Linked DNA regions of Homo sapiens: all the other regions are linked to region 2. The links are chromatin loops, found by intact Hi-C in ENCODE. Cell type or tissue: B cell. All regions are shown on one strand. Links, peaks and the distances in the headings refer to the core of each region. The heading gives the core; the rest is flanking DNA.

Region 1 (5,119 bases), core at 577-4,576, 210 kb before region 2:
TACTGGGGCATGATAAACTAGCATCATCACTCCCCTTAGAACCAGCATCATCATACCCCCTAGAGACCCCAGCACCAACCAGTTAGCACCTCTCCTTGAAGGTCACGGTCCTACCTATTCCCTACCAGGGGCCACCTTCAAAATCCTGAGGCAATAGTACAATGCAATGACCCTCAACCCGGTCTCAGAGGTTTCAGTTTCAGCTCTGCGGGGCACCACCTCCTTCAAGCTTCTAAACTTTAACAACTCCAAACTCTTTCATGTATTCACCCAGTTCTAGAGCAGTAACTGCTTCTACGATTTCTGCCTTCTCAGTGTTTCCTTTCTGCCTTTTCATTTCTTGAGTACTTGATTAAAAAATCTTTACATGAAATCTCCCTGTTCAAATAATCAGTGTGATTTCTGTCTCTTGACTGTACAGTTGATCTTCCATAAACCCTATGAGATTATATCCATTTTTCAGATGAGAAAACAGACACATAGAACAGATGAGTAACTGGACCAAGGCCACACAACCAGTACAACACAGGAATAGGACTTAAACCCGGGTATTTCTCATTCCAAAGCCCTTGTTCTTTTAAACACTGCACAGTTCTGCAAGATGAAGGCAGATCTTTTACATTGTTCTCTGACCTCTTCTAGCAATGATACTGGTATTCAAATTAGACTGGGTGGAAACAAGGTAGGTCATGTAAATGCAAGAGCGAGTGCACCTGCAGCTTTAAGAGAATATATGACACAGGGTCCAAGTGAATTATCTTCCAAAACACTCAAGTAGCCTGCAGACATGATTGGAGATACTGTAGTAATCTCCAAGAAAACATGAGGAGCTTCTGGAACACTGAGATAGTTAAATATTTTTGCCTTTAGAAAATAGATATAGAGATATTTAGTCTTGACATTAAACCCCAGGAAAAACCTAGGATGACCCTGTGTGTACTTTTAACAAAAACTGCCTGTTCTCTGGTTGGACACATGGGATACATTCTGGAGGGACATCAAGAAGTGCTGCTGCCACCTCCAGCCAAGGGCTGGGCATGGGACTCAAGCCAATCGGATACTCTCTCCTTAAAATGTGATTCTTGATCAGAGAAACAAAAGACTAAAACTATTGTTGCTGAAACAGTAGCAGTACCATGAAAATACTGTTCATTAGTTTCAATTGCACATATTCACCTGAAAGTTACAAGGAGAAGACTATAACTTCTTTATGTTCAGGGACTTCATGTTCAGAGTTCATATTGTTAACCACTAGATCCAAAGTGCCCAGCACAGTACCTGGCATAGAGTAGGTGCTAAATAAATATCAGCTGTGTGAATAAATAAAAATAATAAAGAATTTCCAACAATTTAACAATGCAATTGTTATATCATGAAGTAGTGAGTTCCTTGTCACTGAAGAGATTAAAATAGAGCCCATCTCTCAGCATGACAAAAAAAAATTCCTGCATTGAGTAGGTGGTCTCCAAAAAGCATTCTACTTCTGGCTTTGTAATTCCACAACTATTTCTTATTTACTCTTAAAAAACATATTTTAAAGTAAAAATAGAACACCATATTCACACAATATACAGAACACAAACTAGGTGGTCGGGACAAGAGATATATGACATTTTTTCAAAAGTAGGGTAGCATTTCTTCACATGCTCACAAAAAAGGCCAGCAAAAGCTGTTGCAGGAGATGTAAACCATCACTGGACTTGTTTGCAGTGACCTACACTTGATCTATTTCTAGTCTCAAGGAAAGCGAAATAAGAAAATGGATAGTTTGGTTGCCATGGTTATTCCCAGCCACCAGCTCACCTCACCACCCATTTTCCATCATTTCTAATAACCTAGTTTCCCAGAGTGATACTGTAGGAGCCAATAACCCAGGCTCTTTATTAAATGGTTTCCCCTGGTGCCACCCTCATCCAGCCACTTTTTACAGCTTTCCTTTGTCTCACCAGTCTTCAGCATGGCTCAGGAATGAAAAATACTCACCTAAAACTACCAAGATTTTTCAGTGCAGGGAAATCTTGTGCTTGGTTGCATCCACTTAAGATTCTGAATGGTTTATGTCTTCCTGAACTTTAAGGATAAATTCCTCTGTGGCCAAGGGGAAAACAGTTGAGATGGTGGGTTGCTATTTTCTTTAACATTGATTTTACTTACTTTATAATCAGCCTACTTTGCCTGGGAAAGGAAGGTGACATTTAAGAAAACAGTCTGGAGAATGTGCTATCTGGTGAAACTCAGCTAGACAGCTCTCTTGGTTGTTTCAGATTTCTTTAGTAGCTAACAAAGACAGTAGCTCAACTTTTGGCAGAAGCCCATGAGAATGGAAAGTATCCATTTGGAGTCTCTTAGGAGATACTTTGTGGGAAATTGTGCTTCCTTGGTAAATTCTGGTCTATATTACAGCAGGCTGTGGAAGTGTGGCTTTCTATACACACAGTTTTTTAAAAGGTATTGCTGGTGACACAGATCTACACATCTAAACACTAGGGGGCAACCTTGCCTTTTGTGTCACCAATCAAAGCCATTTTACAGAACCATAATATTTAAGGAAATACATGGAACCATCAAATCTCAGCCTTCTTCTTCACCAGTTTTATTTTAATATTGGCATCCAGATGTTACAAACGGCCAAAGGCCATTCTTAAAAGCAGATCCAAATTAGGGGAGGATTAAATGTATATAGACTTGAGTTTTTCATAGCATTCACTGGAAGGAACATCAGCAGCCTCACAACTGTTAGAATTCCCTCCCGCTCTGGGTGTGGACATTCATTGATTAAACGTTTATTTCAGGCAGCGGGGATTCTCTGGTGAACAAGAGACAAGGTCCTTGCTTTTGTGGAGCTTGCACTGAAGTAGAGGAGACAGATACTAACCAAGTAAACGAAAATAATTTTAGGTAATAATTTCAATGAAAAATAACACCGTAATGGAATAGAAATAGGGCATGAGGGGAAGAGAACAGTGCCAGGAAAGGCCTTAGAGAAGCTGGCATGTGACCTGAAGCCCAGATGAGAAGGAGCCAGCCAGACCAAGGGCTGGGGGAAGAGTGGTCCAGGCAGAGCGAAGAGCAAGTGCAGCAGCCCTGGGTAAGGACAAGCTTTGGGTGTTTCAGAATAGAAAGAAGCCAGTGTAGCCAGAGCATGGAGAGGGGAGGGAAAGGTGGGATAAAATGAGGCTGGAAGACCATCCGGGTTCAGACCACATAAGGACTGGTTGGCCAAGGAAGGAGATGAATTGTATTCTAAGTTCGATAGAAAGCAGTGGAGGAAGAGTCCAAAGGGCGAAGGGACTCGAGTTCACCTTCGCTGTTATCGCCGAGGATGTATTCTGCTCCTGACAACACTCACATTGCTCCAACCTAGGACCTCTCAGCCCAGAACAGAGCTCAGAAGCCCAGCACACCCCAACGAAGGCATCCTTTAGAGTGTGGATCCGTGCAAGGAAAAGGCAGAGGCAGAGGCAGAGGCAACATTTTGGAAACACTGAACCCTGTGGCCAGTACCCATTTTCCTCTGAGAAAATATTTCAATCCACAAACCTCCTTTAGGCCAGAAAGGAAAAACAAAAGAGGTAGAATTTCCCACTGTGATATGCACAGATCAAATTTAGGCTCTAGGACACCTGAGTTCTGTGTGGCTCTCTTTTTTGCCTGGCACCAAACAATGAAGCTTTATGATAAACAATGATGGTGACAATTTGACAGGAGACTTGGTCTATCTCTTGCACTAACTAAGGCATTTTAGTCAGAGGGCAAACATTCTGTAGTAAATGAAGGCTGGCTCAGTTAGCCTGAAGCAAGACTTTCCTGTCCACGCAGTCATACCCAGAGTTGTTTATGAGCCGCTCTGCTTACTTAGCTTTGTGGTGGGGCACTGACTGGCATCTCAGCAGGCTGGAGTAGAAGGGAAGAGGAGGCCTTGCCACCTGACTACACAAAACAAAGGTGTAGGACTGCATTTTCCCACATAACTGCATGTGGGCACGCAAGTGCTCACAGACCGATAAGCTGCTTTTCTATGACTTTTTCCCCTTTTTGAGGTTGTTCTGGATGAATGTCATTACCTGAGAAACTGGCCCATACAAGTAACATAAGTGAAGAATGTATATGTTGCAGGGTCTGCATCCAAGAGGAGAGGATGTGCCCCATCGAAAGGGAACAGCTGCCACCCAGCTCCAGTCAACTGTTTCCATGCAGGAATGTGGGGCCAATGCTGTAAGATCTCCTGATTTGTCTACAGAAACTGGAAATCCAGATTTTTTTGTGCGATCTCCTCTTTAAATGTTTGCAAATGATTTAATAAAAAATATCGCTGAGCTGCCAAGTAAATTGTGTCTGTGGGCTTGACATGGTCTGTGGGTCTCTCATGTATGAACTCTGCTTTAGTCAATTTTCTAACATTTATGAAAATTTCAAGTGTATAGAGAAGGTGAAATAACTACAGTGCACAGCTCTAGATGCCTATCACCTAGATTCCACTTGCTTTCTCACCTATCTTTTCATTTATTTATTTTAACTGTATGGGAATTTGAAGGGGCAGGAAAGAAGGAAGGAGAGGGGAAAGTCCTGTAGAGGTGACTCTCGTATCAACTCATCTCTGAAAGTTCAATTGCATCCATTCACCTGGTTTTCTATTTGGCCTTGATGTAAAACTGGACCCCCAAAATGAGGGACTTCAAAGCCCTTTTCAGCTGGGTGCCTTGAGCAGATCCAATCTGCCTCACAAAGTGAGATTCCAGGGCTAAGCCCCTTGATGCTGGAGGGTTTTGTGAATTAGGGAGAACACATCTTCTCCCATCTCCCTGGACATGGAGATGAAGTGAGAGAAGTGAGAGAAGTGAGGCCTACAAGATCTGGGCAGTGCTATGGGTTATGGATTGCCTTCCACTGACCACAGTTTAGTCAGAAAGGGCCAGATGCAAACCGTGGGATCTCGACCAGGAGGAAAAGCATGCATTTAGAGGTGTCACTCACTCTGAGTATGTGTGAGCAGGCCTCTTTGCACAAGGGATGCTCATTTTGTGTGAAAAGTTAGAGACGAAAGCTTTGACTGTGCAAACTGATTATTTTAATTAAGTCCCATGAGACTTGATGCAGAATGCTTTGCAGAGGTTGAAAA
Region 2 (4,000 bases), core at 1-4,000:
CCAACTCCCTCAGATCTTGCCACCCCTTAAGTGCTGCAGTGATAGGTGATCAAGAAAATCAGGATACCCTACTGGGAAGAGCCATGAACTGAAAGTCAGTACCTGGTTCTATCCCTGGCTTTCCCACAAACTGAGCTATATGACCTCTGTATATTCTTCAGAACTTAAGTTGTCTTATTTGGCAAGTACAGGCATCACACTAGTCTAGATGATTTCCATGGCACCTTCAAGCCCTAAAATTGGCTTGCCAAATAGTACTGAAAAGTTCTGATCACCTCCAAGACAGGTTAGAAAATCGTCTATAGTGGGGAAAATGTTCTGGTTTCAAAATAATTGAGGTTAAAACTTTAGCCATTTTAATTCCCACTTAGGCAGATTCTCTTCTGACTGAATTTAATAACTTCATAGAATTGGACATTATCAACAAAAATATTACTTCCACCGGGTGTGATGGCTCAGGCCTGTAATCCCAGCTCTTAGTGAGGCAGAGGCAGGAGGATAGCTTGAGCCAAGGAGCTCGAGACCTGCCTGGGCAATATAGCAAGACCCCATTCTCAAAAAAAAAAAAAAATTACTTCCTTTATAAAAAAAAAAATCTTCCTGCTTTGTGTTGTTTCTCCCTCTTGGCTATTTTAACATTTGAGTTCCTGGTCCAGTTCTTCCTGTCTGTTCACTACTCTTATTCCTTACTAATTTCCTATTCTATCCTAGTTTTTTTCCTATGCATTTCAAGGTTTCCCTTATTCTCCAGACTTTTGTGTGTCACTGAGGTAACTGTTTCTGCTTCTCTTTTACCCTTTATATTCAGTATCATCACAGCTCAACCTTTGCTCATGTGTCCTATTCTCTTTTTCCATCCCTCTATCAATCTTTTCTACTCTAATTAGCCTCTTCTGTGGTAAAACTGTCCCCAGCAATGACAGACATCCAATATACCTACTTCAAATCCCTTGGGAAATAAGGTAGACTATAAACAAACATTTTATTCTTTCCACAAACTATGGGTGACCTAAAAAGACTTGCATTAGTTGCCTAACAGGTTAAAAAAGAGTAGTTTGGTATTTTAACATTGATCAACACATTACATTTCAAATCATTATACTTGGCATGTGTTTTTAAAAGTTTTAAAATACAGAATTAAAATATTCTTTCATCTACTTTAGTATGGTATATTTCGCAGAGAACTCCTCCTGGCAGGCCTGTTTAGATAGTACATGTCTGTTTTGTAGTGTAGAACTCTGAGATCTCTTTTTTAAAGTTTGTTTAATTCCTTAAGCAATTCAAAACTCATATTTGAGAGACAATGTAACTTACCCTTAGATCCATCTCCACACTGAAGTGGAATGTCTCTCAGAGTGACAATAGAAGTCACACCCTCAAATTTCTACAGTGGAATATCTAGTTGATCATTTATATGTGTGGTATAATACAAGTTGAGTATCCCTTACCCAAAATTGCTTCAGGCCAGAAGTGTTTTGGATTTTATATTTTTTCAGATTTTTAAATACTTGTATTATACTTCTTGAGCATTCCTAATTCGAAAATCCAAAATCTGAAATGCTCCATTGAGCATTTCGTTTGAGTGTCATGTTGGTGCTCAGAAAGCTCAAGACTTTGGAGCATTTCAGACTTCAAATTTTCGGATTTAGAATGCTCAACCTATATACATCAGGAATAGTGGCACTTCAGATATACCTGAAACCAACCATAAATTTTATTTTACTCAGCATGTGCTTCAACAGACATCTTGTGAATCCATTAACATATTTCCTTAGAATTGGACATGTGGTACCATAACAATTACAGCCCTGTAATGAAATTATATCTCTTTTTAAGGTTTTATGCTGTGAAAGAGCATAAACCATGAGCTATTTATTTTGTCTTAGAATATTGTTTTGTGTAGACACTTTTGAAACCATTGGCACTTCCTACTGTGGATTAAAATTAATCCACACAATGGTTATTTCTCCCAAAATCACTTGCTAGACTTTGTAATACCTTATATAAACTCGAATCACGTTTCCTGTTCATTAATCTCTTTACCCCCAAAAAAGGCAAAAGGAGGCTGGGCACCGTGGCTCATACCTATAATCCTAGCACTTTCGGAGGCCAAGCAGAAAGATTGTTTGAGCTCAGGAATTTGAGACCAGCCTGGGCAACATGGCAAGACTCTGTTTCTGCAAAAAAATACAAAAATTAGCCAGGTGTGGCGTATATCTGTGGTCCCAGCTACTTGGAAGGCTGAGGTGGGAAGATTGTACTCCAGCCTGGGCAAAAGAGCCAGACCTGGTCTGTCTGAAAAACAAAAACAAAAACAAAACAAAAAACAGCAAAAAGTAGGTCTCCTCCAACCGGATTACTTAAAGTCTAAAATTTATGTAGTAGTACCATCTAGTGGCAAAAGAGGACACTGCTTTGCTATTTGATTATATGTGTCTTTGTAGCAGCCAGGGAAATAAGTGTTTATGGGTTAGGGAAATGTGAACACTGTATATTAAGGAAATATTTATTTTTAAGTATAATGATATTATTGTGTTTGTGTTTAGAAAGAATCCTTGTTTAAATATACATATTGAAATATTTACAAAGAAGTTGTATGATGCCTGAGCTTTATTTTAAAAATAAGTCTGAGGCAGAGGGGTGGAAATAGAGGAAGTGGATATGGGTGTAGATGAGATAAAACTGACCATGAATTGATAATTATTGATGTGGGATATGAAGGTACATGGGGCTTTGTTATAATTTTCTGCATACTTAGGTATATGTTTGAAATTTTTTGTAATGAAAATAAAATAGAGATTACATGGAATTTAGATGATATGAAATCAGATAAATGCAGAATTATAGCTAATCTTAAAAAAAGTTGTGTAGTGTATTTTTTACTCCATGGCTAGAGCCCTCCCCCCAACTTGTTTTTTTTGTTTGTTTGTTTTTTGTTTTTTGTTTTTTGTTTTGAGACGAAGTCTCACACTGTCGCCTGGGCTCTGGTGTGCAGTGGGGCAATCTCGGCTTGCTGCAGCCTCCGCCTCCCGGGTTCAAGCGGTTCTCCTGCCTCAGCTTCCCAAGTAGCTGGGACTACGGGTGTGCACCACCACGCCCGGCTAATTTTTATATTTTTAGTACAGACGGGGTTTCACTATGTTGGCTAGGCTGGTCTCGAACTCCTGACCTCGTGATCCACCGCCTCGGCCTCCCAAAGTGCTGGGATTACAGGCATGAGCCACCACGCCTGGCCCCCTCCCCACAACTTTTTTTTAGATGGAGTTTCGTTCTTGTCGCCCAGGCTGGAGTGCAGTGGCACAATTTTGGCTCACTGCAGCCTCCACCTCCTGGGCTCCCAGAGTAGCTGGGATTACAGGTCCCTACCGCCACGCCCGGCTAATTTTTGTATTTTAGTAGAGACGGAGTTTTGCCATGTTTGCCAGGCTGGTCTCAAACTCCTGACCTCAGGTGATCCACCCGCCTCGGCCTCTCAAAGTACTGGAATTACAGGCATGAGTCACCGCACCCAGCCTACCTAGAGCTCTTTAATTGACTTTAAAATACTGAGTATAGCAACAAGGTAAATATGGCATTTTAGAGATAAAAAGCTGAAAGATGGCATGGTGTAGGAAGAATTATCTATAGGCAAGTTATTGAAGCATTTACATCTTTGTTGTAGTTTGACAAAATTTAATATTTATAAATTGGTCTATAAACTGTAAAACAATATACATGTAAAGTATATCTTTTCAGAAAGTAAGGAAAAACCGAGATCAACATTTCAGAATGTATTTTGAAGATGTAATTATCAAGTGTACTTATATCTGGTAATGAAAAGCATCTTTAATTATGATATACTGAAATAAATAAAAGTGGGTCAAGTAGCAGCCTCCCTGAAATGACAAAGTTGCTCATAGATAAATATCACTGGTATAACCACAGCAGATTTCATTTCTAATGAATAATTTTCTTTCTTTCTTTCTTTCTTTTTTTTTTTTTTTTTTTTGAGACCGAGTCT
Region 3 (5,119 bases), core at 667-4,666, 580 kb before region 2:
TTGTGCAGGGGGAAAAAAGTGATCTGTCTATAAAGACCTTTTAATCAACTCAGGATGAGACAAAACATGAAAAGGAAAAAGGGATGAAATCTTGGTCTCAGACCAAATATGGTACTGTTAAATGTAGATGTTCTTTGTTTTAAGAATAAGATTAGGCTGGGCATAGTGGCTCAAGCCTGTAATCCCAGCACTTTGGGAGGCCAAGGTGGGTGGATCACTTGAGGTCAGGAGTTCAAAACCAGCCTGGCCAACATGGCAAAACCCCATCTCTACTAAAAATACAAAAAATTAGCTGGGCATGGTGGCATGTGCCTGTAATTCCAACTGCTTAGGAGGTTGAGGCATGAGAATCACTTGAACCTGGGAGGTGGAGGTTGCAGTAAGCCGAGATCACACCACTGCACTCCAGTCTGGGCAACAGAATGAGACCCTGTGCCAAAAAAAAAAAAAAAAAATTGTATGTTTCTTACAAATCATAGAAACTGCTTCCTTGGTGTCCTGTATGTATTCTGCCTTTCCTACATTTGGTTGGTCTGATTTGCTAGATAATATGTTAACCCCATTAAATGATACTGTCAGAGAAAGTGCTAATATTAAAAAGCACTAAGGTGTTATTCCATTCTGACAGAATGATGGTTCAGCTGTGACTATACCCCAGGATCTATTTCTTACAGTCAACCAAGAGTCTGAAGTATTACATAATATCCAGGTTAGGAAGCTATTCTACTGATCATTATTCTTATTTCAGGAAGGTATGATAGTGGGCATATCAGCTTCTTCTAGTTACAGCAGGGTTTCCCACCCTTGGCCCTACTGACATTTTCTATACTAATTCTGTGCTGCAGGAGGCTGTCCTGTGCATTGTAGCATGATCAGTAGCACCTGTGGCCTCTACCCAACTAGACGCCAGTAGCACCTCCCCAGTGTGACAGCCAAAAATGTCTGTAGACAATGTCCCCTTGGAAGCAAAACTGCCCCCAGTTGGAAAACCACTGATTAAGGGTATGACCTAGGAATTAAGTGGCTATGGTTGGGTGGTGGAAGCCAAGTTTTTGTAAAGATCCATTATGTGAGTACTAGAATAGTGCTGGAGAGAGTGACAGTACAGCAGAACCTAAATCTTAAAAGAATGGGAAAATGACCGAGGGTGCAGTTGATGACAACTACCGGAAGTGGTGAGTGGTATCATGTGAGGGCATGCAATTCAAAGCTGAATGCTTTCAGGGTGGACACGGGGAGAATGAGGAAAGTTATGAGTGGCCAGGAGGACATACACCCCATGATATCAGGCCTAGTGGTGAGAGATAGTGACTATGAACAATACATTAAAAAAATGATAACATGATAACAGTGGATATGTCTGAGTGCTGGTATTGCAGGTAATTTTATTTTCTTGTTTATGCTTTTCTATATTTTCTGATCTTTTTAAGCCAGGAGAATTTCTTACCTTAGTTATCAGGAAAAAAAATAAGAGTGTTTTCATGTTTTTTTTTTTAAATATACTATTATTGTAATTCCAAAGGAAATGCTTTTCATTCCCATCTCAGAAGAATTAGAGAAATGTTATCTTTGTTTTTTTTTTTTTTTGAGAGAGAGTCTCGCTCTGTCACCCAGGCTGGAGTGCAGTGGCCCCATCTCGGCTCACTGCAAGCTCCGCCTCCTGGATTCAAGCGATTCTCCTGCCTCAGCCTCCCGAGTAGCTGGGATTGCAGGCATGTGCCACCCTGCCCAGCTAATTTTTGTATTTTTAGTAGAGACGGGGTTTCACCATGTTGGCCAGGATGGTCTCCATCTCTTGACCTCATAATCTGCCCACCTCAGCCTCCCAAAATGCTGGGATTGCAGGCGTGAGCCACTGTGCCTAGCCTGAGAAATGTTATCTTAATCTGAACGAGATCATCAGACCTTCTAGCCATTAACATTGGTCCTAAAAGATTGAAGAGTTTAGTCTTTATTTTTACATTCTATAGCACCATAAAAGTCCTATTTTTAACTAAACTAAGTTCTGACGTGGCCAATAGTTTCAAACAGTTTTAAGGCGAGGAAAAGTTCCAAAGCTTAAAAAATGCTAATTTCCTCTGATTGCTAGACCACCTGTGATTTCACAAATGTCAACACAAGCTGCATGTTAATGAGGAATGTATTATTTTTATGCTTACATCTGCACACACATTTAATCAATAATTTAGGATGAATTCATGATCTGCAGCTCAGTGTTATCTTGTGGATTTAGAAAGCTGTGGAATTCCAGCAGTCATTTTTCTTAATTTGAGGCACTTAATTATGCAGATGTTTTACTTAAACTCTCCAAATAAATTCCTAAGGAAAGGAAATAGAACCCTGAGTTGTCCATAGGTACGACATATATAGAAAATAAACATGCAGCCCAGTATTAGTCCAGTATTTTTCAAAAGCATCCCTCCTCCACATACAAATATTCCACTTTAAATTAATCAGAGAAATTAGTTTGATGACACATCATTCACAAATCACTTTCCCTTATTCCAAAACCCTGAAACAAACATATCATAAATCTACAAAGGATTTAAACTCCATCACTGCATATAATCATTTTAAATATCCCCCAAACTATTCAACTATATTATCTAAAAACATAATATGGGCAATACATTATCCAGTAATATATTTACTATATTTTGTATATTATACTAAAAAATATGGCAGTATTTTACTCTTTTTTTGTCCATCTTTATACTGATCACTCCTCTGAAAGGAAATTTAGAGTGGAAAATATGTACATTTATAAAACATCTTTATTTAAGGAATTCAAAGCACCTAACAAATATCCCAGTCATTCTTTGTCACATTCCTGACGGGTCAAAATAAATCTAATTAGGAGATGTCTTACTCTTCTCCCTCCCCCTCCAAATCAAAGAAGCCTTAGGAAGCCACTGAGATGAACAACCTAGCTGCTGAAGATCGCTCAGGAGGCACTTCCGGGTTGGGGGTGGGGGTTCATGTTATATCTTCACCTAACACACCAGACTTATATGTTTTGTGTGTAACTGAGAACATCGCCCTGACGGCCTCATCTTCCACAGTATCAGTACTTTTCAATAAAAATAGTAAGATATTATCACCACCAGAGGGAGCCCGAACCTTCTCTTGCACCCAGGTTTGACCCTACCAAAACCATTGTTTACGCTTTAATACCTCTTCCAAATATCCCACTGAGTAAAGGTTCACCCATGTAGAAAAGCAGGTTCAACAAAGCTTTTTTCCTAGTGATAAACATCAACTGTAGCTGAAAAATGTACTAAATAGAACTGTACTTCCCAATGTTTTAACAGAGATCTAATCATATTTCAGCTTAACGCTTTTTAGTAGAAAACAGTTTTGTATTTTATACTACTCTACTCTTATGTCTCTGGTATTTAATAATGAATTGATTTTCTAGCTATTTGTTGCGGATAAAATACAAAAATGAATAATGGTGTATCATAACCTTCTGACCCTTAATGGATACCTAATTTACATATACTGCAGTAGGAATTTAAGAATATGGGAGTAATGGAGAGATCAGTGGTTTACTGTACATCTGAAATGCCAAATATACATAAATATTTTTATATAGTACATATATTTTAAAATATTTTCTATATTATGTATATATTATATCTGAAGATATGTGTGTGTGTGTGTATATGTATATATATATGAAGGATAATTTTGATTGCTTTCCTTGAATACTGCCCTAGCCATGTTTCCACTTTTTCTAAGGGATGCGGTCTCACTATGTTGCCCAGGCTGGTCTTGAACTCCTGGCCTCAAGCAATCATCCCTCCTCAGCCTCCCAAGTAGCTGGGACTACACATACAAGCCACCATACCCAGCTTATATTTCCACTTTTAAAGAAAGCTGTAGTGGTTCCTAAATCCTCACACAACCAAATTCAAGTCTCTAAGGACTTTTTGTGAGTTGCCTTATCTACTCTCTTCATTTCTCACCACCTCCTCATCTCAAGGAAAAACACAAATACCTTGCAGTGTTTCTAGAGAATAACTAAGACCTGGGGGAACTTACTAATAAAGGCTGTGACACAGGCACAACCTCACTTAATGCTCAGCAAAATCCTAAGAGCGTGGTACCATCAGTGTTGTAGAGATGGAAGCTCATGGGGATCAGGTAATAAGCTGAAGATCCAGAATGCAAACAACAGCACCCAGCAGGTATTTTATTAATTGTCAATCAATCTCAGGCTTTTAACAGTCATAACTCAAATAAAGGACAGAGCTCAGTTTGTGCTATATGAAGTAATCCATCATCCTTAAGAGTTACAACATTTGTATTCAGTTGTCCACCTGACATTTCCATTAACTGCCTACTTGGCATCTCAAACCTAACAAAGAGAAATCTTGATTCTCTCCCCCCCAAAACATTCCTGGCCCATCCCTTCCCATCTCAGTAAAACACGATGCTACCCACTCAGTGCATCTGCTCAGAAACTCAATGTCATCCATAATACCGCTCACACTACAAATCTGTCAGCTGTACTTCCAAAATGTATATTCATCTACTCTCTTCATTTCACCACCACCATCTTTTCTGAGCTAAAAGCGTCTCACGTGGACCACTGCAAAGTTTTCTAATTGCTTTCCTGCTTCCTTTCTTCCTCTTTCTCAATCTGCTTTTTACCCACCAGAGCAACTTTTTTTTTTTTTTTTTTTTTTTTTTTTGAGATGGAGTTTCACTCCTGTTGCCCAGGCTGAAGTGCAATGGCGCCATCTCGGCTTACTGCAACCTCCGCCTCCCAGCTTCAAGCAATTCTCCTGACCCAGCCTCCCAAGTAGCTGGGATTACAGGCACCCACCACCACACCCAGCTAATTTTTGTATTTTTAGTAGAGACGAGGTTTCACCACGTTGGCCAGGCTTGTCTTGAACTCCTGAACTCAGGTGATCGGCCTGCCTTGGCCTCCCAAAGTGCTGGGATTACAGGCATGAGCCACCGTCCCCGGCCAGCAACTTCTAAATGAACTACTATCCACACAAATATATATATATAATTTTTTTTTCTACTTTAACTGCACTTTGGCCGTATCAGCTGAGAAATCTGACACAGGTCCTACTGGACTAAAATCAAGGTGTTGGCATGGCTG
Region 4 (5,119 bases), core at 552-4,551, 150 kb before region 2:
CCTAGGTTCTAAATCTCTACAGTACCTTATAGATCCTGTGAGTTATAGACCCCACCAGGTTTCCTTTTGGAAATGGCTGCTGGGAAGCCTGACTCAGTGAAAAGTATCTAACTGTGGTATAGTCTTACAATATTCTCATTCCTGGCTATACTGTATATCCCTACATTTGTGTTCCTTATTCTTCTTTTCAATATCCTAATTTAATCTCCTTTCCATATTTATTTATCCAGGTGAGCTGCCACACAGCCTTTGCAGAAGATGGCATTGTATGCACCTCCTCCGATCCTCATGGCCTTGCCAGCCTCTCGGATGTTGGCAGCTTCCTCTGCCTATGTCACTACTGTGATGATGGCTCTGTGCAGGTCCATGCAGACCGCAGCCTAACATCCACACTTCATGTCGTTAACTCCTCTCACTGTTTTTGCATTCAGAGGAAGTGGCAAAGGGACCCCATGATGCAACCAGGAAATGTGGGACAGTTATCCTTTAACCAATGGGCAAGAGGGATGGCAGGAAGACACCAGGTAAGTATTCTCTCTGTTTCTATGTTCAGTAGAACGTTCCAAGGCACAGGTTTTCTGAACAGACTCCCTGGAGATCAGCCATGTGGCCAAGCTATTCACTGTGTCTCTTCAAATCTTGTAAAGAAGTAGCCCACTTGGTATTTGCTTCTTACCCTTCCCTGTTTTAATTCTCCTTTCCTCACTTTCACTGCCCTGGGATTACACCTCCCAATAAAGCATTTCCTCTCAACCTTGCCGTAGACACTTGGGTTCTAGAAAACCAAATTAAGGCTGTATGGTACAAATTAATTAATCTTAAAAATAAACTGGCCAGGTTGTAACTATTATACTATTGTAGTGGGGTGGCTGTGGCAGTGCTATGACAGCGATACCAGAATTTTTAATTGTAGTTACCAACCTAGTACAATTTTAAAACTTGTGTCATTTTTGTCATTACCACAATCACCTTTCCCCCTGGATAATATAATGGGTTACTAAGAGAATGTAAAACCACAGAAGGATATCTTCCTCTGAGCAAATCCTCAGTAAATATTTGGTAGATGAATAGATAGATAGATAGATAATCTGGATAAGGGATACTGAATGGATTGATAAATTTTGTGGGTTTTTAATGAAGAAGAGTAAACTTCCTCTGTCTCTTCCATCTGGATCCCTGCTTGTTCAGACCACAATCTTAGTAACCAGCAAAGACAAAGCTCAGTGAAGGAGATAGATTGCCATGAAACTAATGTTCCATATTCTCATCTTCTCTAGTCTCCAACCTTTTGGCTCTGCACCATTACTCCTAATCCCTGCCTCAGGCTTTCATTGCTTTGTCACCCAATCATAACTGCTTAGCTAGCTTTAACTCTTGGCCCTTTATATCTATTATATGCCTGGCTCTCTGGCTTGGTCCCTTCACTGTTGCGGATATAGATTGTTTTTTACTTTCTATTAACCCCAGACCACTAGGACCCAAGCCTCCCCACCAGAGGGAAATCTGTTAGTACATGAGTTCTCCAGTTCTGCCCTTGAAACTCATGTGCAGTATTTTCCCAGGTGCATCGCCCAGCACCACAGTCCCTGGAGGAATGGGGCATTGCTGTGAATGGTGGATCAATTTCTTTTTTGCCCAACATCTGCCACTGCCCAATCAGAAGCAGCGTATTTGCTCTACTTTTGAAGTAGTACAAAGAGAGAGAAAGAATGTTGGTGGCAGATTGTCCTCAGAAGAATCTGGGAGTAGAGCAAGAAAAGTCTATTTTTTGTGCACATATTTCTTTTTATTGTAGTATGAAAATATCTTTCTACATAGATTTTTCTTATTTATTTCCCCTCTTGCATCAGTTAGGGAATAAGTTCAGCTGCAAATAGTAAAACCCCAAAGAACAGTGACTTACATAATTCACCTTAGAGGGAGTTCACTTCCCCACATTTCCTGGTTGCATCATGGGGTTCCTTTGGCACTTCATCTGAATTCAGAAATGGTGGAGGGAGGTGGAGACATGAGGTGTGTACCTCAGGCTGCAGTCTGCATGGACCTACACAGAACCATCATCACAGCAGTGACAGAGGCAGAGCAATTTTATTTTTCTCAATGAGTAATGAGAAATCTGGAGGGAGACAGTTGGCAGAAGTGAATTCATTGTTCAAGGATGTCAAGGCCAAAGTGTTTATGATTCTCATGGTCTGTCCTTCATCGTCACTGCATATTCTATCTTTACTATAGTGTCTACATTGCAGGCAGGAAAAAAACAGAAAGGGCAAAGTACAAAAGGGCACATGTCAGCTCAGTCCTTAGAGCTCCCCCCAGTGTCTTCTGATTGCATCCTGCTGGGTAGTGTAAGTCACAGGGCCGTCCCTATCTTCAAAGGAAGGGTATGTAGTTATGCATCTATGCACATGCCTAACCCCCTCCCCACCCCATCAGAAAATTAGAGTTGTACAAAAAAAAAAAAAAAAAAGGAAGTAGAGACTGATATTGATTGGACAGGCAAGGAGCAGTGTCAGTTTCTGAAACTGGGCAAGGAAACAAAGGATGCTAAGAGCATCCAAGAAAATCTGAAAGTATGGCTATGAGGAAATGTGTTTATTGCATAAACATTTATTTTTATTGTCAGGAACAGATGTCTTCCCATATAGCTTTCTTTACTGATTTCTGCTAACATAGTGATATAAAATTAGTTGATCCCAGCCAGGCATGGTGGCTCAGCACTGTAATCCCAGCAGTTTGCGGGGCCAAGGCAAGTGGATCACGAGGTCAGGAGTTTCAGACCAGCCTGACCAACATGGTAAAACCCCGTCTCTACTAAAAATACAAAAATTAGCCAGGCGTGGTGGCACGCGCCTGTAATCCCAGCTACTCAGGAGGCTGAGGCAGGAGAATCGCTTGAACCTCGGAGGTGGAGGTTGCAGTGAGCCGAGATCACGCCACTTCACTCCAGCCTGGGTGACAGAGCAAGACTCGGTCTCAAAAAAAAAAAAAAAAAAAAAAAAACCAGTTAGTTGATCCCCTGTAGCATGACCCACTGTGTGGTAACACCCATCTGGGCCCACCTGCATTGCCGCCATAGGACAAGGAGTCCTGATACATACAGGCTGATACTCATGATGTTTGCTGTGCTATGAGTAAAAATGTTTTTCTTCCCTGACCCAGGAATCTTGTGTCTTTGGCCAGCATCTGTGGCAGGCTAACTCGTCAACTTGCAAGTTGGGTAAAAATCTCAGACCCTTCACAATTCTCAACAGTTTTCCTAGATAGAATAGTTAAAGAAGGCTTTTGTTAGAAGATGAGATTCCATGTGAGACTTACAGGGTAAAAAGGAGCTGGCCATGGGAAGAGACTGGAAAAATAAAAGAAGAAATGGGATCTGCAGAGGCCCTGAGACCTTTGAAAAACTAAAAGACCAGTGTAGCTGGAGTGAGGTGAAAAAGCAGGAACAAGGCAAAGTAAATCTTGAGGGATGAACTGGCGTACAGTTATGCAGGGTTTTAGTGACAATGCAAAGAGTTTGGGATTTTATTCTCAAAGCAATGGTAAGCCACTGAAACTAATGACATGATCCCATTTCTGTTTTATAAAGATCACATTGACCATTAAGCTAGGTGTATCTTAAATGTGAAAAGAGAAGAATAGGAAAACTAATTAGGACATTCCCATAGTAATCTACTTAAGAAAGTTGGCTGGGCACCGTGGCTTATGCCTGTAGTCCCAGCACTTGGAGAGTCCAAGGTGGGTGGATCACTTGAGGTCAGGAGTCCAAGACTAGCCTGGCCAACATGGTAAAACCCCATCTCTACTAGAAGTACAAAAAAATTAGCTGGGCATGGTGGTGCATGCCTGTAGTCCCAGTTACTCTGGAGGCTGAGACACAAGAATCACTTGAACCCAGAAGGTGGAGGTTGCAGCTAGCTGAAATTGCACCACTGCACTCCAGCCTGGGCTGCAGAGTAAGATTCCATCTCAAAAAAGAAAGTGACTGTTTTCCTCATATAAAAGATCTCCCATAAATCAGTAAGAAAAAGACCAAACACCTAATGATAAAATGGACAAAGTATATAAGGGATTGATTACAGAAAAGGCTGTTAAAATGGAAAAATATGCTTAATCTCACAATAAAAGAAAAATAAAATCATACTGGGATAATAATTTTTTGCCTATCAGATTGCCAATGATTGATAAGTTTTATATATATTTCAGTGGCAACACTCTGGGAAATAGGCACCGCCCTCAGGTATTCCCAGGAGTAGTATAAGTCAATGCAACGCTGTGGAGGGTAATTGGCACTACAATCAAGATTAACATATTCATACAGTATGACTTAGCAATGCTACTTCCAATTGTTCTTAACGTTGACTGAAAAACACAAGATCTATAAATTTGGAAACGAGAGTTCTATTTCTTATAGAAGTTACAGCCTGCAGGCTGAGAAGTATAGCTTCCAGTAGGAACCAAAAGCAGGCACTTCAAAGGAGGAAAGGTGAGACAGGAATTTATGCTGAATAGGTTGGCTAACTATACATATTCAACAAATTATAGGAGAAGCTATGAATATTCACGAAGGGGTGCTACACACATGCGTAGTAAGCAAATATGCATGTTATATATGTTTTATGTTCACTTTGGAGTGGAGACTTTTCTTTTAATTGCTCTGTCACCTAGGCTGGAGTACAGTGGCGTGAGCACAGCTCGTTGCAGCCTCAACCTCCCAAGCTCAAGTGATCCTCCCACCTTAGCCTCCTGAGTAGCTGGGACCACAGGTGTGCACCAGCATACCTGGCTACTTCTTTTTTTAAATTTTTTGAAAAGACAGTCTTGCCGTGTTGCCCAGGCTGGTCTTGAACTCCTGGGCTCAAGTGACCCTCCCTCCTCAGCCTCCCAAATTGCCGGGATTATAGGTATGACCCACCACAATAGCTAAACTCAACATTTAAAAGTAATAAAATTAGGCCATATGTCAAAAGATAAAACAGAGGACACAGAGGTGCTCCATATGCAGCTTCCATGGACCAGCCAGAACCAATCTATGTTCAGTGATCTTTTATCAGGACGAAATGCTGGTCAGTTGTTATGCCAAAACTGCAAAAAAGGAATGGGAGTCCAGTTCCAGTGTCAG
Region 5 (5,119 bases), core at 599-4,598, 270 kb before region 2:
TACACCTCTATATCAATAGGGGAGAACTGACAATTTTATTATATTGAGTCTTCAAATTCATGAACATGGTATGTCTGCACATATTTTGTTAGAGTTACACCTAAGTATGTATATCATTTGGAGTGACAACTGTAAATGGTGGTTTATTTTTAATTTTGATTTCCGAGTATTCACTGCAGCGAGAGTGGCCTCATTATTGTTGCACAATGGTGCAAGGCCTGACTCTCTCCTAAGCCTCCTCTGAGACCACTCTGGGAAAAGGAAGTGGGCTGGAAAACAGGCTTTCTACTTGGCCATCTCTAACATCACCACAGTTGGACTGTTGGGTGCCTCATTACAGCCTCACAAGTGTGGAGGTCTAGTGAGAGTATAATGTAATGTATCCAATGTCACATATATAGTAAATAGTGAATTCTGGAATAAACTCAGGTCTCTGTGATGCCATAGACCATTTTTTTAATCACTAGACCTTACTATGTGATAAGAGAGAGAGCTCAGATTATGACCTACTAAAATCTAAGCAACTAATCAATGCCTTGGAAGATGAATAAAATGATAAAATTTATGTTAAAGGAAGATTGACCTGTTAGTGGAAGGAAGAATATACTAAATATGGGAAAATAAAATCAGTGCCTGGCTACAGTAGGCTTGATTGTTCTGTTCTTTTTTTTTTTTTAAGATGGAGTTTTGCTCTTGTTGCTTAGGCTGGAGTGCAGTGGTGCGATCTCAGCTCACTGCAACCTCTGCCTCCTGGGTTCAAGTGATTCTCCTGCCTCAGTCTCCCAAGTAGCTGGGACTACAGGCACCCGCCACCACATCCAGCTGATTTTTTATATTTTTAGTAGAGATGGGGTTTCACCACATTGGCCAGGCTGGTCTCAAACTCCTGACCTCAGATGATCCACCCCCCTCGGCCCCCACAAAGTGCTGGGATTACAGGCGTGAGCCCCTGCACCAGGCTGATTGTTCATTTTTATGTTCAGTTCATTCATTCAACCAATGTTTATTGCATGCTATGTTAGTCAGGGTTCTACTAGAGAAACAGAACCAGTCGGATATATATGTATACATACATACATACAACCCACTGGCCATGTTGATATTGAATCTTGGTTCCTGGGTATCTGAGCTTGATGGGGTTTGCCTTCCCAAGAAGATCATGAGTAGAAGGCCAGAGTGTGAGTCTAAGACAAAGCTGTGGTCAGGTCCTTGTCAAGGACCACATGAGGGAAACTGCCCTGTGTTGAATAGTGTCTCCTGTAACTTCATGTCCACCAAGAACCTCTAATTGTGATCTTTAGTTGGAAATAAGGTCTTTGCAGATGTAATAAAGATAATGTCATACTGGATTAGACTGGGCCCTAAATCTAATGATTAGTATCCTTATAAGAAGAGGGAAATTTGCACATACATAGAGACACAGAGGGAGGAAGGCCATGTGAAGACAGCAGATATTCCAAGGATGCGTTTAACAGCCAATGAATGCCAAAGACTGCTGGAAACCACATGAGGATAGAAGTAGCAAGGAAGAATTCTTCCCAAGAGCCTTTAAAGGGAGTGTGGCCCTACTGACACCCGGGTTTTGGACTTCTGGCCTCCAGAACTGTGAGATAATAAATTTCTATTGTTTTAAGCTACCCAGTTGGTGGTAATTTGTTACAGCAGCCCTAGGAAACTAACACAGAAACCAAGTCAGTGAGCATTGTAAAGATGGGAGAAGATCAAAAATGGAGACAAAACTAAGAAGTGGGAATGAGGTGGAAATGCCCAGAGCAGGTTAAGGTAGAATTGAGGAATATTCTTGGTGGAGAAATAAAATGACAGTGTCTGTGCCTTGTATTATTGGCCTGGCATGTGGCGTGACAGAATGGTTTAAGGCCACAGGGCTGGAGTCATCACGGGCATAAGCGTTTTTGAAGACCTATGTTTTGTGGCCACTAGGGGAGCAATCGGGAAAAATGTAAGTAAGGACAGAAAGATGACAATTCTTAGGACTGATTTAAAATGCAAAAAGGAAGAGGAGTCATCAAAGGAGACAGAGAAAGAATGGTGAGAGAGATGGGTAAATCGTATAGTAATAATTACCAACAGGAAAGAAGGATGAGGGCTCCCCTTAACTAGACCACAGCATCCTGAGTTTAAGGTCTTTATATTTTCAGTGCCCATGAGAGTGCTTGGTCCACAATAAATACTTAATAAATGTTTTTCAAATTAATAAAGAGCCATTTTCTAATACAAGAGATACTGGTGAGAATGAAGATAGAAAAGGGGGTCTCTGACTTAAGCAAATAGGAGATCCTGAAATTCTAATAATAAACTCCTATAATGGACTGATTCTTGAACTCAGAGCATATTAGAAGTGAGAGAAACCTAAAAAAGTATGTAGTATACCTCCACTTTATATACGAGGAAACTGGGATCTAGAGATACTGCTTTTGTGACCTGGGCTGTTTGAACTGAAGGTATCTTACATTACTAAGACAGGTGACTTTGTGTGTTACAGCTGACAACAATCCCCCTTGAATTATCAGGTTTCTAATTAATTGTTTTCAAGCCTTAAAGGTCAGTATCATTCAAGCTTAGTTGTTAAAAATAAAACTAATAATTGTTGGACTACAGTGGTAAAATAGGAAAGCTCTGATTAGAAAAAGGAAGAAAAGTGATAAAGAATACATTTCATAATAATTTGGGGTCACCATCTATAACCCAAACTCCCTTTGAAGGACGGATAGGTTTGCATAGAGAGAATTTAATGTAACACTTAGAGTTTGAGGACAAGGACAGCAGGTCTGGTACTGCTCTTGAGTTTCCAATCAGAAAATGATCACTGTAACGGTACGTCAATTTAATAACCATTAGATTTACTCCAAATTAGATATTTTCATGACTCATATCTGACATCCTTGCTGAGAGTTTGGCAGCAAACGACTGTGGCAGAGCCCCCAAGTGGACGATGAAAGAGCAGCATCTGTAGCAGCAGTGAGAGGGCGCAAACCCCCAAGTCTACCAGAGGAGAGAGCTCCGGGCTGAGGAAACCCTGCCAACATGGTGGAGCTTCCAGAGCCCAATACCAGAGCCTGTTTATTACACAGCTAAGAAAGAATAAAAGCGATCCTTTGAAATGTTGGTCATCCCTCAAGGTATGTTTTTTAATCTCCTAAGACTCTGACTGATCTCTCTACTATGGTTTTTTGCTTTTTTAACATCCAAGAGGATAAGATATTCTGCCCCAATACAAACCTGAGGGATCTGACACATCAGACATCTGGCAGAGATTCTGCTTAGAAAGTAGCTCTAGATTGAAGGCTATTATCCCAACGTCACTTCAGTCAAGGTGTCCTGATTTGCTTTGAATTTAATTTCCTTTGATTGGAATTTTTGAAAAAAAGAACAAGAATAAAAAGTAATAGGCTTGTGGAAGTGGAAGGCATGCCAGGTTTCTGCATCTGGTAGCTCAAACAAGGTGAGACTTTGAGGCCTTGGGAAGGAAAAGAAGGCGGGGAAGTTGCTAAGACAACTGATTAAATGACAACCTGATGAAGCAGAAAATTCTCTAAATCCAAGGTGAAGAATTGCCTCAGGAAGCACCAAAATTTCCATCAGACACACATTGCAAAAACAAAGGTCACATCCTATCCAATTTTTAATTTTTTGTTTTTGATGTGTGAAGCATGCAAATTAGAAGAAAATGCAGGCAATTATCAAGATCACTTATACAATACCAATCCTGTGCCAATACATCATTGCTCTTGCTTTATGCTTTTGTGGATTCCTCAAGATTATAACCAGCTTAAATCCCATTTACTACTTGTGCTCAAAAATAACATTCATGTACTGAAAAGTAACTTCTTACTGAGATATGTTAGAGAGGAAAAATTAAAACTATGGTTATTTTTACTGAAAGTTACGAATAACTATCTTAATGATTCAATGGAAAAGATGGAAACAAGAAATCTGACTGATTTAACAAAATTTGCTCTCTCCTACCTAAAGTAAAAAGCAGAATGAGACACATTCAACTTAGTCGGACCCCTGACAGAAACTGAATACATTTTACTGACCCAGAGGCAGCTGCCACATTCATCACAGCCTGATTCTTTAATATAATAGAAGGTGATTTATGGTTACCAGTTAGAAATATTGCATGAAATAATGGAATAGTAAGGCTATTCAGAGGAAATTAAAATTGACCGATAGATTTACAATAGCTACCAGGCTTAACTTTTAATATATACATATAAGGAGACCACTAATGTTTGTCATTTAAATGGGAAACTAAATTATATTTAATGTGGTATATTTTCCAGTACCTTGCTTGATTTACCTTAACCCATACAATCACAGCATTTGTCATGTATTTTACAGAAAGTATTAATTCATTTTTTGTTGTTGTTGAGAAAAGATGTAAATGTACAACAGCCTAGAGCTGAAGAGGCTAATCAGTTTTACAGATCAAAAGAATACCTTGTAAAGCTAAATAGCATGTACATCCATAGTTGAATTGTATCAGATTCTACAGCACAAGAGACAGAATGTTACTGGGCTACTTGGGTACTTCATTTGAGCTTTAGGCAAATCACTTCCACTATGGTTCTTCATAAGAAAGAGAAATCAAGCTGAGACAAAGAGGAATGCATGTCTCAAGAACATGCCTCTGGCCTTTAATCCATTAAATTATCCCATAGTTTTTCTTTGCTCTTTTAAGTAGATGCTTCTAGGATGCATCAATATGATTTGTGGGTACTTGGAGCAATTCAGGAAATGACAAAAAGTGCCCTGATTACCTATAGATAATTTACTTGCTTCTGAAGTGAAAGAGCTTATACTCATCAAAATAAGATTTGTCAGATAAATTTAAATAAATAATGAGAGAACTGGGTTCATGACCTTCCCTGTCCCAAGTCATCTGTCTAAACAGCTTCTAGAAGGATCCTTCCCTTTCTCCTGCTCTGATATTCCCACTACTTGGACATCTGAGATTTTCAAAGCCAAAGATAGTCAACTGTTTATTTTATGTCTTCATTTTATTGTTTTCTGGGGGGAAGAGACAGGGTCTCATTCTGTTACTCAGACTGGAGTACAGTGGTGCAATCTCGGCTCGCTGCAACCTCCGCCTCGT
Region 6 (5,119 bases), core at 475-4,474, 91 kb after region 2:
GATTTTTTTTAAAGCTAAAATGCCAGTAAATAAAAGTGCTATGACTTGAGCTAAGATATTTGACTCCAATGCCTGTACTGTGTCTACTGCACCACTTTGTAAACACTTCAATTTACTATCTTTGAAATGATTGACCTTTAAATTTTTGCCAAATGTTATCTGAAATTGTCTATGAATACCATCTACTTCTGTTGTTTTCCCAGGCTTCCATAAACAATGGAGATACATGCATATAGGTCATACTGGTTTCCTTTCATTTTTTGATTTTCTATTTCTAATTTTCTGAATTACTGCATGCCAGTTGTTGCAAACCACTTCAAGTACTTCTATGGAAAGAGATGGATGTTAGTCAATTAGATAAACTTGCCTTTTAATTCAAATAAGGAAGAAAATATAAATGCTGAAAATGAACATTCCACATGCCAGAAAAGTGGAATTTTTGTAGGCAACACTTGAGTGGGGGGAGACGGGCCAGTCTATACTACCCATTGAAGTAAAGACTGCTGGATGAGGCCCTCTGTTAGAGATAGTGGTTCTGAATTAGTAAAGGGGCAAATCTCAATTCTAATTATAGATGTTCACAGGGTGCTGCTATAATCGATAGCAGGCCAAATATTCCCAGTTTATGCTTGTTAACAAATGGCATACTAAGCCCAGCGTTGGGAATTAGTCAGGAGTTACGATGCCTGTTTAGAGAGGAGTGGGGGAGGGAGAGTTACCTAACGTAAGGCACTTCAAAGGAGTGCGTTGGGATCACCAGGAGTGCTTAACAAGACATAGCTGGGCCATACCCCCAGTTTGATTCAGGATGTTTGGAATGGGGCCTAAGAACTTGCATATCTAACAAGTTCAAAGGTGAGGCTAATGCTGCTGGTCTGGAGACCACACTTTTTGAGAATTACTGCCCTAAGATCACAGTGAAGCTCCTTGAGTGGTTGCCTTCAGCTCTAGCGATTCCTCCCAACAACTGGACCCTTAATCTGACAAAGTATAGCAACAGATAAAAGACTTCCCCTAGGCATAAAAGATTTCAATATTAAGCCATCCAATTTCATAATGCTCATCTCAACTCCTGACAGCAGACAAACTTAGCCAGACATGAACAAACAAGTAATTCTAAAGACAGTGATTATATTTGAAGGATCAGTTAATGTTCCCTTTGAGACTGTCATTATAAAAAGCAGTAACTTCAGCAAAGATCTAATTTGAATTTTCAATAAGATTAAAAGACTATGAAAAGGGAACTTTGAGATGAGAGAAGGTTGATTTCAGATGAAAATATCCAGTTTTTTAATATACAGTGGAAGTGATCAATAATTAGCAAATAAGATATTTGAGGACAACTTTACAGATTACCAGGGTAATGAAAAGGAAGTAATCAAAGATAAGCCCCATAAGGATCAAATAGCACTGTAAGTACAGTAAAATGTTTCTTGATTAAAATATGGATCATGTTGCCACAGGTTAATTACATGAAAGAATGAATCTCTTGCAGAGGATGGGAGCCAGTTGCACAATATCTGAATATATGTTATCCCAGGGTTTCTTGGAATCTAAGGAAAAAAGCAGAGCACCAGAAATGCAAAAAGTAAATTGCCCATAGTTAAAGGAACATCTGAGTAGTCAGATCATTAAAATTTATGAAACAATTATTTTTCACAAGTCATGGTGGCTGAAATAGAGTGTATAATTTTTTTCCTTTCAAATAAGCGTATTTTCCTCATATTACACTGACTTAAAATTTAAAAATTACTTTGTAATGTTGAAACCTATAGACTGTGGCTCCTGTAAACCCCAGGTCATTTTCCTGCCATTCTTACAACTCTGTCTAAGATCTATAAAAGTATATTCTGCTTTTTGTTAGGCCATTCATGCTTTTTTCAACCTGTACATTCTATGTATATAATATTGTTCTTGGTGCTAAATACACTTTCTTTTATCTGATATTCAGGATAATTCTTTCTCTACATTTGTGACTATCCACTTATTTTCTCGAATAATTAAAAATATTCAACATAATGTATGTTAGTGAAGGTGACCAATGAATATAAAGCAGCATTAGTGAAAAATAACTATTGAAAAAAATGCCAAACATTAACTTCCCTACCTACACCACCTTTTGGAATCCAGACCCTTAGCCTCATTCACTGGTCACTGAACTACGTACCCAGTCTTTCTCCCTGACCTTGGCTATTTGTACCAGAGTTGTATCTGACCTAGAGGAGACTCATCATCAGCTGGTCAGTGACCAGAGACTTGTATAGCACTGCTTGGAAATAAAAAAATGATCAGGCCAATCAATTTGAAATAGTAACAAAGGACATTTCTGGCCGGGTCTTGAGTGCTGGAACTGAAAGAGCACGCACACAGTTAAGGCTCAAATTACTATGACTGGCATCATGAAGCTTAAACTAAGAGGAAGCCACCTAGTGGAGAAAGAGGAAAAGGGAACAGATACTGGGAGGACACATAGTGAGAGAGAGACAAGAATCACAAGCTCAAGACCAGCCTGGGCAACAAAGCGAGACCCTGTCTCTACAAAAAAAAAAAAAAAAAAAAAAATAGGGCCTGATGGTGCATACCTGTAGTCCCAGCTACACAGAGTCTGAGGCGGAAGGATCGCTTGAGGCTGTCAGTTCAAGACTGCAGTGAGCTGTAAGCCCTCCAGCCTGGATGACAAAGCAAGACCCTGTCTCTTAAAAAAAAGAAAAAAAAAATCCTAGGGGTAACATAGTGAGACCTCGTCTCTACAAAAAATTAGCTGGGCATGGGGCTACACGCCTGTAGTCCCAGCTACTCAGGAGGCTGAGGTGAGAGGATCGTTCTCGCCACTGCACTCCAGCCTTGGTGACAAAATAAGAACCTGTCTCAAAAAAAGAGTCCCTAGCTCCTGGAGTCACTCAGTTCCTGCCATTTTTGAGACTTTGTTCTACTTTTCCCGGTTTGGGGAGCACTTGTGAACCTCTCACCCCTCTTTGGTCCTGAAGTAACTTTAACAGAAAACCATATTTAGACATACAGTAAGTTTTAAAATTTCCAAGATAAGACTATAAAAACATCATTGGGGCCGGGAGCGGTGGCTCACGCCTGTAATCCCAACTCTTCGGGAGGCCGAGGCAGGTGGATAAGGAGATCAAGAGATCAAGACCATCCTGGCCAGCATGGTGAAACCCTGTCTCTACTGAAAATAAAAAAATTAGTCGGGTGTGGTGGCGCGCGCCTGTAGTCCCACCTAGTCAGAAGGCTGAGGCAGGAGAATCACTTGAACCCGGGAGGCGGCGGAGGTTGCAGTGAGCCAAGATCTCACCACTGCACTGCAGCCTGGGTGACAGAGCGAGGGAAAAAATAAATAAATAATAAAAAAAATTAAAAAAAAACAATAGGAAGAGAAGAATAGGTTGCCTTAAAAGAAAAAAGTTGGCATCAAATATCTCTGTAATACTAAATGTCAAAGAACAAAACACCACAAAAAATGGAACACAATACATGCGGCATTTGGAGGGAATAGAAATATTACCTAAGAATTCTGAAACCAACCATACTAACATTTCATTTATCAGCCTTTGGGATTCTTGTTATAGTTAAAAACAAGACCTCTAAATGACAAGATGTTTATTTAAAGAATATGAGGTAGCCCACAGGATCTGTATGAGGACTAGAAAATCAGCCTTAGAAACTGATTTTTCTAAGTGGATATTGTTTCACAGTGGAAACAATATCCAAACCATACTGTGAGACTGCAGTAAAGACTTAGATGCTACCCCTAAATGCTGGAATCCTCTGACACCATCGCCATAAAATAAGATTACATGTGGCACTCACTTCACGCTGCTTGCTTCTGAATTGAAGTCTTGCTTGGGTGGACGTGATTGGCAGAGGATGTATTGACATGCCTGTAGCACCTGGGAAAGTTCACTTTTTTGTTTCTCCATTGAGGCTGGATTCATAAAAATGAATTTCTCAAATCTATGAGTGACACTGCAAAAGTGCTTGGGAGCCAGAAACCATGACGTATTTCTACTACAGTATTCCAGCTGCCCCAGTAATTAAGATAAATGGAAAGGTATTAAGATTGAGCAATGAAATATTTAAACTTGAATAAATGTATAAATAATGTTGTTAACCTGATAATGAATCTCAATGTGAATGTTTAAATAACTCACAGAGAAACAATGAAATGCTTAGTAATTTAAATCATCTTAAATTCAAGATTATTCAACCCAGACGGGGAAATAAGGGTTAGAAGGAAAGGAAGAGGTTAAAACACACTGTTTTGAATTTTATGTAGGCAGTGTCAATAGATACTATTTTATTTTTAACTTAGAAAAAATACAAATTCAATTTTTAAGTTTAGTGGTCATGTCAATGTTTAAAAAAAGTATACTACTTTTTCCAGTTTGGGGAACACTTGTGAACTTCTAACCCCTCTTTGTTCCTAAAGTAACTTGAAACTAACAGAAAATCTTATTTAAGTAAAATTTTCCCTCCAAATCACTAGCTGAAAGATAACAGCTAAATTAGCCACAGTGAAGCATAAAATGACGGAATAAGAGTAATAAATGTATTAAACACATAAAATAGCCACTATCAGATTGGATAAAATGAAATCTCCCAACTATATCCCACTAACAAAACAGTCTAAATGATTCAGAATGGATACAATAAAAAGTACAACCACCTTGCAGAGGCAAATGCAAAGAAAACAGTAAAGGCAAATTTATGACAGTATAGTTCTCGATAAAAGGCATCAAACATGAAACATGATGACAACATTTGGTACTATAAATAATAACTTTTCCTTTTGTTTTGCACAGACTAATTCATCTGTAAAGCACTGGCAGCCTCATTGTTACCATGGTTTTTGTTAATTTCTCTTTGCATTTGTAATTTGTTGTTGTTGCCCAAACAACAGTCTCACTCTGTTGCCCAGGCTAGAGTGCAGTGGTGGGATCTCAGCTCACTGCAACCTCTGTCTCCCAGGTTCAAGTGATTCTCCTGCCTCAGCCTCCTGAGTAGCTGGGATTACAGGCATCCACCAACACACCCAGCTAATCTTTTGTATTTTTAGTAGAGACAGGGTTTTACCATTTTGGTCAGGCTGGTCTCAAACTCCTGAGCT

What was found. Hi-C counts contacts between places; a loop is a spot of excess contacts. Peaks named below come from ENCODE experiments on the same cell type or tissue, not always from the same donor. Only the 100,000 strongest peaks of a DNase experiment are listed, where the experiment ranks them.
Region 1: it touches region 2 in a loop (19-fold over the local background); 109 of 110 quality-filtered maps call a loop at or near these places.
Region 3: a loop joins it to region 2, with 33 times the contacts of the local background. A loop is called at or near these places in 30 of 110 quality-filtered maps.
Region 4: a loop joins it to region 2, with 15 times the contacts of the local background. A loop is called at or near these places in 4 of 110 quality-filtered maps.
Region 5: a loop joins it to region 2, with 20 times the contacts of the local background. A loop is called at or near these places in 3 of 110 quality-filtered maps.
Region 6: it touches region 2 in a loop (2.9-fold over the local background); 4 of 110 quality-filtered maps call a loop at or near these places.

The regions. Positions count from the first base shown.
Region 1 is chr5:112,549,133-112,554,251 of GRCh38, forward strand. No RefSeq gene overlaps it. Among named protein-coding and RNA genes, the nearest start is that of LINC02200, 77 kb to the right of the region's middle. In B cell, for the core only: CTCF peaks have their summits at 2,491 (motif pointing right) and 2,692; a DNase peak (open chromatin) is centred at 2,499; H3K27ac peaks cover 290 bases.
Region 2 is chr5:112,755,389-112,759,388 of GRCh38, forward strand. All of the region lies in intron 2 of APC (APC regulator of Wnt signaling pathway), which reads left to right. Among named protein-coding and RNA genes, the nearest start is that of APC, 20 kb to the left of the region's middle. In B cell, for the core only: CTCF peaks have their summits at 2,423 (motif pointing left) and 2,623; a DNase peak (open chromatin) is centred at 2,393; H3K27ac peaks cover 1,769 bases.
Region 3 is chr5:112,172,075-112,177,193 of GRCh38, forward strand. The region is part of intron 18 of EPB41L4A (erythrocyte membrane protein band 4.1 like 4A); the gene reads right to left. Among named protein-coding and RNA genes, the nearest start is that of SNORA13, 13 kb to the left of the region's middle. In B cell, for the core only: CTCF peaks have their summits at 3,142 (motif pointing right) and 3,343; a DNase peak (open chromatin) is centred at 3,077.
Region 4 is chr5:112,602,896-112,608,014 of GRCh38, forward strand. No RefSeq gene overlaps it. Among named protein-coding and RNA genes, the nearest start is that of LINC02200, 23 kb to the right of the region's middle. RefSeq lists a silencer at 2,254-2,383. In B cell, for the core only: a CTCF peak has its summit at 2,317; a DNase peak (open chromatin) is centred at 2,346.
Region 5 is chr5:112,489,544-112,494,662 of GRCh38, forward strand. No RefSeq gene overlaps it. Among named protein-coding and RNA genes, the nearest start is that of EPB41L4A-DT, 73 kb to the left of the region's middle. In B cell, for the core only: CTCF peaks have their summits at 1,951 and 2,921 (motif pointing left); a DNase peak (open chromatin) is centred at 2,978.
Region 6 is chr5:112,846,009-112,851,127 of GRCh38, forward strand. It overlaps APC (APC regulator of Wnt signaling pathway), which reads left to right. Exons shown (of 16, transcript NM_000038.6): 16 at 1-231. Among named protein-coding and RNA genes, the nearest start is that of SRP19, 13 kb to the right of the region's middle. In B cell, for the core only: CTCF peaks have their summits at 2,422 (motif pointing left) and 2,622; a DNase peak (open chromatin) is centred at 2,433.